Linked DNA regions of Homo sapiens: region 2 is linked to region 1. Evidence: read pairs that join two places in POLR2A ChIA-PET (ENCODE). Cell type or tissue: OCI-LY7. All regions are shown on one strand.

Evidence for each region. ChIA-PET counts read pairs that join two places held together with the same protein. Peaks named below come from ENCODE experiments on the same cell type or tissue, not always from the same donor. Only the 100,000 strongest peaks of a DNase experiment are listed, where the experiment ranks them.
Region 2: POLR2A ChIA-PET joins it to region 1 with 6 read pairs; 5 of 35 experiments call an interaction of 5 or more read pairs at or near these places.

The regions. Positions count from the first base shown.
Region 1 is chr1:212,651,143-212,656,142 of GRCh38, forward strand. The region is part of intron 2 of LINC02773 (long intergenic non-protein coding RNA 2773); the gene reads right to left. Among named protein-coding and RNA genes, the nearest start is that of LINC02773, 12 kb to the right of the region's middle. RefSeq lists an enhancer at 4,499-5,000. In OCI-LY7, no CTCF peak of the experiment used is centred here; a DNase peak (open chromatin) is centred at 2,029; H3K4me3 peaks cover 355 bases.
Region 2 is chr1:212,506,634-212,511,633 of GRCh38, forward strand. The region is part of intron 1 of LOC105372908 (a long non-coding RNA gene); the gene reads right to left. Among named protein-coding and RNA genes, the nearest start is that of LINC02771, 36 kb to the left of the region's middle. In OCI-LY7, no CTCF peak of the experiment used is centred here; no DNase peak of the experiment used is centred here.

The DNA.
Region 1 (5,000 bases):
TTCCACAGCTTCACTCAGGTGTGATGTATCCAGCTGGCAATCTCTGAGACTAAGTAATTTTTTTAAATGTTCCTTCTAAGTCTTTTTTTTTCTTTAACAACTCTATTCTTACAATTTCTTAAAATTGTGAACAACTAACCACACTACAAAGTTGGTGGACATAGATACTCACATTATAATCAAAGTAAACTTACCCAGCTGTTAATAAAACTTGCAAAATCATATGAAGCATATAGTCGTGACTTGCTTCCTGGTAATTAATCATGGTGGCCATAAGTAAGTCCAGCCATTGCCTTCCCATTTCCCAGGCTACAGGCTCAATAAGGGCTTTTCAAATTCCTGGATATTAGCTGGGCCATCTGGCTTTGTTTTGGCCGAGTAGCATCCAACTCCTCTTTCCTATTGGAGGGAAATCTCCTATTATATAGTCTTGGTGGGTGGCCATTTTGGAGACTAAAAAGGCCAAGTCTTCCTTCTCTCTGCACTCAGCTATCCAGGTCATAGGCCTGAACCCCAGCCTGAGCCAATACTATATTGCTGCCAAGACTTCAATCTTGAACAAGTGACACATAGCCCAGAAGCAGTAGAATTCTTCTGCCGTGATGAGGAATCCACACCAGGCCACTCCGGCTAAAAGGCATGTATTGTGCTTCCTGGTTTTTTTCTGGGCTGTTTCCTCCAGACTCACACCACACATTTCTTCCAATAAATGTCCTTCCTGGTTACAACCACCAGATAGTCTTGGTTTCTTGCTCCTGAACGCGTTCCCCCTGATTGTGGCAGGCACTGTTGGTCACCCAGTGGCTGCTCCCCTTCCCTTTATTGCTAATAGAACCCCAAGTTTTTATTTCTTCATATCTCTACCTGGCCCAAGTATAGGGACCATGACTGGTCAGTCCTATCCCCTTGTTCAGCGACAGGTCTAAGGTTAGGCCTGTGACCCAGCTCTAGCCAAAGAGACCTGAGGGGAAATGCTGGAAGCTTCTGGGAAAGGCTTTCCTCACTCATTGTGTCCCTGGCCCCTTTCTTCCTGCTTGAGAAGCCACCACATGAGAAGAAAAGCTTGGAGCCACTGCAGCCATCTTGCCACCATGAGGGAAGGCAGCAGCAGCCCTAAAGAAAGCAGAGGGAGCCTGGGTCCTTGATCTCTCGGAGCCACCACAATGACCCTGGAATCACCTCCCTCTGAACTGCAGGTTTTCTCTGATGAATCAACCCTCGTCATTTAGTTCTCTTATACTAAGTGCTTTGTTATTTGCAGCCAAAACATTCTGATAAACTGATTCTCTGAGTTTCACTATTTTCTAAAATAATCATCTGTTGTTGGAGCTGGAAGAGATCTGGGAGAACTTTGAGTTTCTTTGTAATAGAAGAATCTGAGTTGGATATGGAGGCAGAAGCAGAGGGAGAACCCAGGCCTCCTGAGTCTTATCCTGTGATAAGCCTTTTCCTATGGTGGTCTCCCCAGCACCCTGAGGAGGTGCCCAGGACATTTCACAGGGAGCCATGGGGATAGAGCCTGGATTCTGGCATCTGAGAATCATGGGCAAAGGGGCAAATAAGAAGGGGCAGAGTGAGCCTCTGCTGGGCCTGGGCAAGGCTGTGGACTGAGACACATAAGATGCCAGAGCTGTGTTCCTAGCTCTTTCTGTTGGAGCTCCTGTTGTATCCATGAGTGTGTGCATGTGTGTGTGCACATGGGCGCACACAAACCTTTGCCCTGGGTTCCACTTTTCAGCCTCCCTCAGTCTCTAGGATCTCCTGCTTCCCCACCAGCCTGGCAGCAATGTCCTCTTCCTCTCATGGATGAGTACTTTTTGCAGTTTCTGGCTGGTTTCATGCCCTTTACTTTTTTCTTTTTTCTCTTTTTTTCCACCTTTTAGAGCTTTATTTAGAAAGTGTATATGTAAGGAAGTAAAGCCATTTCCATTTACAGTTTACAAACTAGAACCAGTTTGCCTTGGAAGCCCAGTCTGGGTAACCAGCCATGTCCAGGCTGGCACAGAGGAAATCAGCACTCTTCCTGTACACCTGTAGTCAGCAGGTGAGATGAACAGGGCTGAACAGCTCTTTAGTGTCAATTTTCATCACTGTGAAATCACCACTGTATAAATTTCACCACTGTATAAATCTACATTTATAGAGGGTGAAATGGGAACTGCTTTGAAAACAGTAATTGTGAGTGTATTCAAAACCAACCATAATGGAAAAAAATACAAGTGCATCAAATAAAGCCACAGTATTGTTTCTGAATACCATTTGGATAGAACGCATAAGAACGTATTACCACATACACACACGTGTGTGTGCACATGTGCAAAAACTGAAAACCATGTTGCCCAGCCCAGAGTATTTGCACTTTATATGCAGGTGTATAAAAAATATATTGGGCACCTACCAGATGCTCACGTCCTATAGATTAGCAGTTGTTCCCCCAAATCCAATGTAATTCAAGAATTCTCATTTTCAGGAGAAACATTAATTTGGGTAAACCAAGGATTTTTACAGTAAAGATCTATAACGACTTTCAACTGAATTATCCCTTAAGTACATTTGTGTACATGCATATGTAGAAATACATTTACCTTACAATAGGACATAGTATTTTTATTTTTTAAAATGCAGTTTTTTTTAAAAGAAAATTTGCAGAATTTACTACACTAAACCCTTCACTTTTTTCATGCCACTGTACAATTTTTCCTACAGCTGTGCCTGGACCAAAGAGAGCTCAAAGAAAGGCTAAGAATTCACTTCTGGGACTTGGAAAGCTTCAAAAGAGTGAACCAGAACTAGGGGGAACATTGATCCTGGATGCAGCTGGCTGGCAGAGGTGCTGGTGTGCTGTTTCTTCAGAGGTTTCAGGAAGGCCCCCCCATCCCAAAATCACCCTTCCTTCACCTGGGAAGTCAATGCCTGAGACTCCACCATTACAGATACAATGCAAACCTTCCTGGGAGACAAAACTCCTCATATACACCTTAAAGTGAGTTTTTATGATCTTTTCAAGAGGGTCAATGTTGAGAAGAATCCAAGTGGAGAAAGGATGAGGTTGGTTGAGGGTAGCACCAAAAGATTCTCTTTTTCACTCAGAATAGGCGCTGCAAGTCTGTCCTGCTGGTGATGCACATACTGGAGAACAAGAGGGTGGTGGAGAAAATTATGTAAACTTCCAGGGAGAAAATCTGGGCAAGGGGAAGGGCATGGAGGTGGGTGGTCAGGTATATCGGGGCATATTGTGGAGAGAAGTGTAAGAAGTATGTGGTTACTTTGGTAGTGGACACTAGAGAGACACTGAAGGTTCTTGAGGAGGAGAGTGACATAATCCAAAAGTCAAATCTGATGGCTATGTGGAGAGGATTGAATGGAGAGACTGGCATCAGGGACTCCAGGGAAGACATAATGAAGGGCTGAACATGGCCATAAAGGAATAGGTAGAAAGGTCACAAGAAAGGCACAAAGTAGAATCCAGGTGACCTTGTCCCCAAAGACATGTAGGAAGAATGCTGATTTCTTTAAAGGGAACTAGAAAGTGAGGCCAGAAAACTGGTTTATAGTGAAGAAATACCGAGTTTAAGGTACTTGTAGGTCATCCAAGTGGAGATAATATTATTGTCATTAGTATTGGCTGACAAACATTAAGAGATTACTCTCTACCAGGCACCATGCTAAGCCCTTCACATGCATTATCTCATTTAATTCTCATAACATCCCAAAGGGTAGATATTGTTATCCCCATCTTACAGATGAGGACACTACAGCTCCAAGAGGTTAGCTACTTGCCCAAGTTCCCACAGCTAGTAAGAACCCACGCCCCTGGCTCCAAAGCTCCTAACCACCATGAGGCTCTGGTGCTTGGGGAAGAGGTCAGAAGCTGGTCTGTGGCCACAGAGATGACAAGGAAGATCTTAAGAATGTATGGGACCTCCCTAATGAAATTCGAAAAGGAAGAGAAGAGAACGAATCTTTATGGCATATCATTAGACAAGTCGCTGAACTGTCACCATCTGTCAACTAACCTTGAATGAGACCTCTAAGAGCAATTTCCCTATTCCCCAGGATTTAAATGGGGTTTGGAGTTGGCATTGACAACCCACTAACAACAGCTCACAAGCTCACTAGCAGAGTAACCCGCAACTCAGCGTGAAGGAGGCTGTTTGCTCCTTCCACCCTCTAATGAAGACAACTTGTTTTTCTAAGTAGGACTTCTTTTCTGGTTGTAAGTCTTGGGACAGAACTTCGAAGCAAAATCTGGATGCAGAGGTGGAGTGGGATAGGAGGGAGCAGGTTTAGGGGTCACTGCACTTTTCAGCTATTCCTTGGGAGCTTCAGACATAGTCTGGAGGGTAGGGGAGACATTGATGAGATGAGAGAGTAGAGGATGGCCTGCAGAGGGAGGGAGGTGGAGGAGACAGAGGGACAGGGCATGAGGGCTCGAGGGAGCAGGGCCTTGGAAGCATTCGCCCTCTCTCTGTGCTCACTTTTATCCACCAATTCCCCACTCTGTGCCTCTTCACTCTTTTTTCATCTTCTAAAAGAAAAGAAATTCAAGGGAACACTTACACTGAAGCCAAATTCGTTTCCTTCCCCTCCAAGCCAGGTGTCAGTGGTACCCCCCTCTCTTGGTCCCCCAGCATGATGGCTCCTCCTTCCTCATCCTGTATCCCTTCAGGAGCCACATCCAGCCCAATTAACTTCAGAAACTTCTCCTTCATCAGGCTTCCCTGGACCCCATGAGGTGAACCTTGAGAACTAGGAGAAAAGCTCCTACTCCCCTACCCCCAACCCCTCTTATGGCCTGGTGAGGAGAGGTGGGATGGGTGGGGTATAATCCCCTCTCAGCCTCCCCGTCAAGTCTGTGTTCCACACTCCAGGCCCCAGAGTCCAGCACACTTTGGGTTCCTGACACATGTTTGTGGAATGAATGAATAAATAAGTGAATGAGTGAATGAATGGGAGAATGGACATGCAACAAAGGATGCCAGAGCAGAGGCTGCTGAGTG
Region 2 (5,000 bases), 140 kb before region 1:
AGCGTAGCAGTTACCAGCCCAGAGCCTACAGTGGGATGCTTGGGTTCTAGTTCCAGCAGGGACCTTGGTCAAGTGCTTATCTTCTCTGGACCCCAGTTTCTCATCTGTCAAGTAGGGAGAATAATTGACCCTATCTCATGAGGTCATTGGGAGGATTAAAGGAGTTAAAGAATAGAACAGCACATTGCATGCATTGTTATTGAAGCATTAGCTGTTTTCTATTATTCTGCCTTGCTGCACACCCCAACCCTCAGCCTCTCTGAATTCTAAGAATTCTGTCTGGAAGAGGAGTGACATGTTCCCTGCTGTTAAGGAATCTCTCAGGCTGACTGTCATTTGTTCCTTTTAGGGGCCCTGGAACTTTCCCTCCTACCTTCCCCACTCTCAGGATTCAGCACCTCCTACTTTATTATTGCTATTATTAATCAAAACTTCAAACGGAATGTATAATCCTGGTACAAAAATTGAAACATACAGATAAATAAAAAGAAATTAAAATCAGCCCCAATACCACCATCCAGAAAGAACTATGGGTAACATTTTAAAGTATATCTCTTTCTAGACATTTCCCCATTCAATACATTTGTTTAAATATACATGTACATATATTAAGGTCAAGGGGTCAGCACTCTCAGCCTTAGGCCTTCCATAGAGGCCTGTCCCTTGGGTGGGGCATAAGACCACTGTTGGCTTCTCTGAGCCCAGGACCTTGGAAGGTCAAGGGCAGGACCTTTCCGCCTGACTCCACTGTGCTCCCCAGCCCCCAGCTGAGCCCGGGGCTGCCTTCCTCCAGCTTTGCACGAAATGCCCATCTTGGAGCTGCTTTTGATCCATCCCCTGGAGGTGGCTTATTGTATGGGATGATTGTGTCAGAAGGAAAACCCTCCAGCATGTCCCTGGGCATGAATTGGGCCTTTATGTGAAAAGCCACTCTCTGCCGAATCCCAGCTCCTCATAATCCACTCTGAAAGCTGACTATGACATCACCGTTGACTGGTATGGAGGGTCTGGGTGGGAGCCTGCAGAACATGTGCTGCTTAACAGCCAGAGAACCTACTGACAAATGCAAGGGCGACATTCAACCAGCCTTTCTCGGCTCCTCCCAAATGCTGGACAGTGAAATTTTGCTTTCATTTTATACCCTGGAATTTCTCAAAAATGTTAAAAATCACAATGACTATAATTTACTAAACACATATCCTGTGCCAGGCCCTTAACAGTCATCGTGTTCATTATATTTCATCTACACCTTATATTTCACTTATATTTCATCTTCACCTCCATTTTACAAGGCAGATAAGGAAACTGAGGCTCAGCAAGACCAGTGGCTTGACCCAGGCTCTGCCACCAATAAGGGTTGCAGAGTGGGACTTGAATCCAGGCAATGACTCTCAGGCCCATGCCCTTTATTTTTGCATAAAAATTAATGTTATATTTTATTAAGGTGACCCATACCCATAGTTAAAAATCAAATAGGGCTAAAAGGCAGAGGGAAAAAAAAACAGCAGCTGACAGCCTTGACTCTTTCCCTCCTCTGCCCTGCTACTCTGAAGCAGCCACTTTCCACTAGGCAGATGTCTTTTTCTGTCTTTACTTTAGATTTCTTTCTTTTCTTTTTTTTTTTTTTTTTTTTGATGGAGTCTCGCTCTGTCGCCCAAATTGGAGTGCAGTGGCATGATCTTGGCTCGCTGCAACCTCTGCCTCCCAGGTTCAAGCGATTCTCCTGCCTCAGCCTCCCGAGTACCTGGGATTACAGGCACCTGCCACCATGCCCAGCTAATTTTCGTATTTTTAGTAGAGATGGGGTTTCACCATGTTGGCCAGGCTGGTCTTGAACTCCTGACCTCTGGTGATCCATCTGCCTCGGCCTCCCAAAATGCTGGGATTACAGGTGTGGGCCACCGTGCCTGGCCCTACTTTAGATTTCAAAATGTTCAGCTAAGTGCCATTTCTCAATTTTTTTTCTGGAATAAGTAAGACACCATCACTCCCTTTCCCATTTCTTAATAAAGGGGAAAGGATTCCCCTTTATAAAGGATTGCAATTTCCCCCAATTCCTTTATTGGGTCTATCAAAGGTATGCAATAAAATGTCCCACTACTTATACATGCCATATAATTTACCAGTTCTTCCCATCGTCACTTGGCGAGACTTCCCTCCCCAGTTCTCTGTCCTACTGTTTCAGGCTGAGCTGGCTACTCTCTCCTTGCCCTGAGATTTTACTTATCTTTTGCCACCCATGTTCCTGGATGCCTTGCCTTCCTCTTTCATGATTTTGAGTTTTTGAGTCCTGGATTCCAGAAATGGTTTTATTTTCCCTTCACATTTGATTGATCATTTGGCTGGATATAAAATTCTGGGTTGAATTTTATTATCTGGGTTTAATCTGAGTTGAAAATCGTTTTCCTTCAGAATTTTGAAGGCATTTCTCCACTGTGTTCTGTTTAGTGCTTCTGATGAGAAGTTAGATCCCTTCCTGCTTTCATTCCTTTGTCTATTAGGTGTGTTTCTCTTTCTAGGACTTTCTGGATGTTCTCTTGATCATTTGGTTCTAAAATTTGATACTGATGTGCTCTGGTGTGAACCTTTTTTTTTTTTAAACTCCCTGTACTGGGCAGCTTCTATTAAATTTTTTTGCTTTAGTTATATTTTAAGCTTCAAAGAGCTTTCTTCTCTGACTGTTCCTTTTATGTTGTATTTTTCCAAGATTACTAATTTATAGCTTCCTTTTTGTTTTTTAAAGGTTTTTCTACTTACTGTATATTCTTGGTGTCTGATTCTTCTGAGCCTTTTTTTTTTCTGGTTTTTTTTTTTTTTTTTGAGACGAAGGCTCACTCTTGCTCCCCAGGCTGGAGTGCAATGGCGCAATCTCGGCTCACTGCAACCTCCGCCTCCCGGGTTCAAGCGATTCTCCTGCCTCAGCCTCCCGAGTAGCTGGGATTACAGGCGCCTGCCACCACGGCTGGCTAATTTTTGTATTTTAAGTAGAGATGGGGTTTCACCATGTTGGCCAGGCTGGTCTCGAACTCCTGACCTCAGGTGATCTGCCTGCCTCGGCCTCCCAAAGTGCTAGGATTACAGGTGTGAGCCACCGCGCTCGGCCTTTCTGTTTCTTTTGACCTGTCTCTTTCATTTCAAATATCCGGTGATCCTTCATATTTAAGAGTGAGGAAGTCTTGTAAGTTAGTGAGCATCATAGTAGGGTGACCAGATGGTTAGAAGGCTGTTTTACTGAGAATCTTCAAGTAAAGTTTTGTGGAGATCTTTTCTAAGAGTGGAGGATGTGGGTGAAGAAGCTCAATCTATCTAGAGGAGAATCTTCCAATTACCTGCCTGGAAAGGCAGTGACACCCAGCTGCTAGTGTTCTGGGAACAGCCAAAGAATCTGAGAGTCCATAGTTTATATATATTTTAAAATTACTCTCCCATTTTTCAAACTCCTGCCTCACTGTCATGCTGTGCTGTGACTAGTGTCTTGAGTTCCAGACCTGACTCAGAGCATCTCCAGGTCAACTTCTCCAGATAATACATTTCTGGCCTCTTCCATGCAAAAAGAGAGGAGGGGGTGGCCTCCTATTGCTTAGCCCTGAGTCTCACCCCTGCTTTCTGTGGTACCTGGTGCCTTTAAGCATCAACTTTTTGGAGATTCTGTGGAGCACCTTGGTTCACTTCTCATCACACACTTCTCTTGTATGCATGTGGGGTGTGACTTAGCTCTGTGTGGAGACTGCTCCTCTACCTACCTGCCCATCTATAAAAATGTTTGGAAGTCTTTCCTCCCCAGTGGTTATCTTCTTATCTCTTCATCCTTTTGACCCAATGGCTTTGTAATTCCATTATTAGTGGTTTTTTTTTTTTTTTTTTTTTTTTGCAGGGGGGTGAATGAGGTGGGATTTGGAAGGATGTTATCCACTGTTACATAATATATCACGCCAAACTTCATAGCTTAAAGCAACAATAATTTATGATTTCTCATGATTCTAGGAACTGACTGGGTGACCCCTTTGCTGGTTTCACCTGAGTTCACTCATACTGCTGCATTCAGTTATCATTGGCTGGCCTGGAAAATACAAGTTGGTGCTAGCTGTTGGTTGGGGTTCCTCAGTTCTCCCCGCTTGGTCCCTCATCTTCTAATATGCTAGACTAGCTTATTTAAAGGGTGGTCTCAGGGCAATGTTCCAAAAAGTTAAAGGCAACATCACTTCCACTGAATTCTGTTTGTCAAAGCAAGTCAGATCAGATTTAAGACTTTTTATCTTGATGGGAGGACTGACAAAATCACACTGTAAAGAGGCTTGTTTCAGGAATGGGAGAAATTATTGCAGCTATCTTTATGAAAAATCTATAAGAAAGTGAGAAAAAATACATGCAGAATGCTAATCCACCACGTTTAGCAGGAGGTCTTCCCATGCTGTTTGTATTGCCCCACACCACCATGGTCTCTGTCCTGTAGGCTCATATAAGACCTTTTATAGAATTTTGTTAACCAAACCCTCATGGCTTTAGGTAGTTACAAATACATATACCATATCCTCATGCTGGGGAAAGAAGCAGAACACACTAATTATCACTAAAGGATTTGGAATTGGAGAAACTTGGGTTCAAGTCCCAGTGTCACTACTTATTAGCCCTATTACCCTGGGTAAGTAATCTCTCTGAGCCTCAACTTCTTTAGCTATAAAATGTGGTTTTGCAGCTGGGCACAATGGCTCACACCTGTAATCCCAGCATTTTGGGAGGCTGAGGTAGGTGGATCACTTGAGCCCAGGAGTTTGAGACCAGCCTGGGAAACATGGCAAAACCCCATCTCTACTAAAAATACAAAAATTTAGCTGGGCATGGTGGTGTGCCCCTGTAGTCCCAGCTACTCAGGAGGCTCAGATGGGAGGATCTATTGAGCCTAGGAGGTTGAGGCTGCAGTGAGCTGCCATCAAGCCACTATCTCTAGCCTGGGTGACAGACGGAAGCCCCGTCTCAAAAAAAAAAAGTGGTTTTGCATA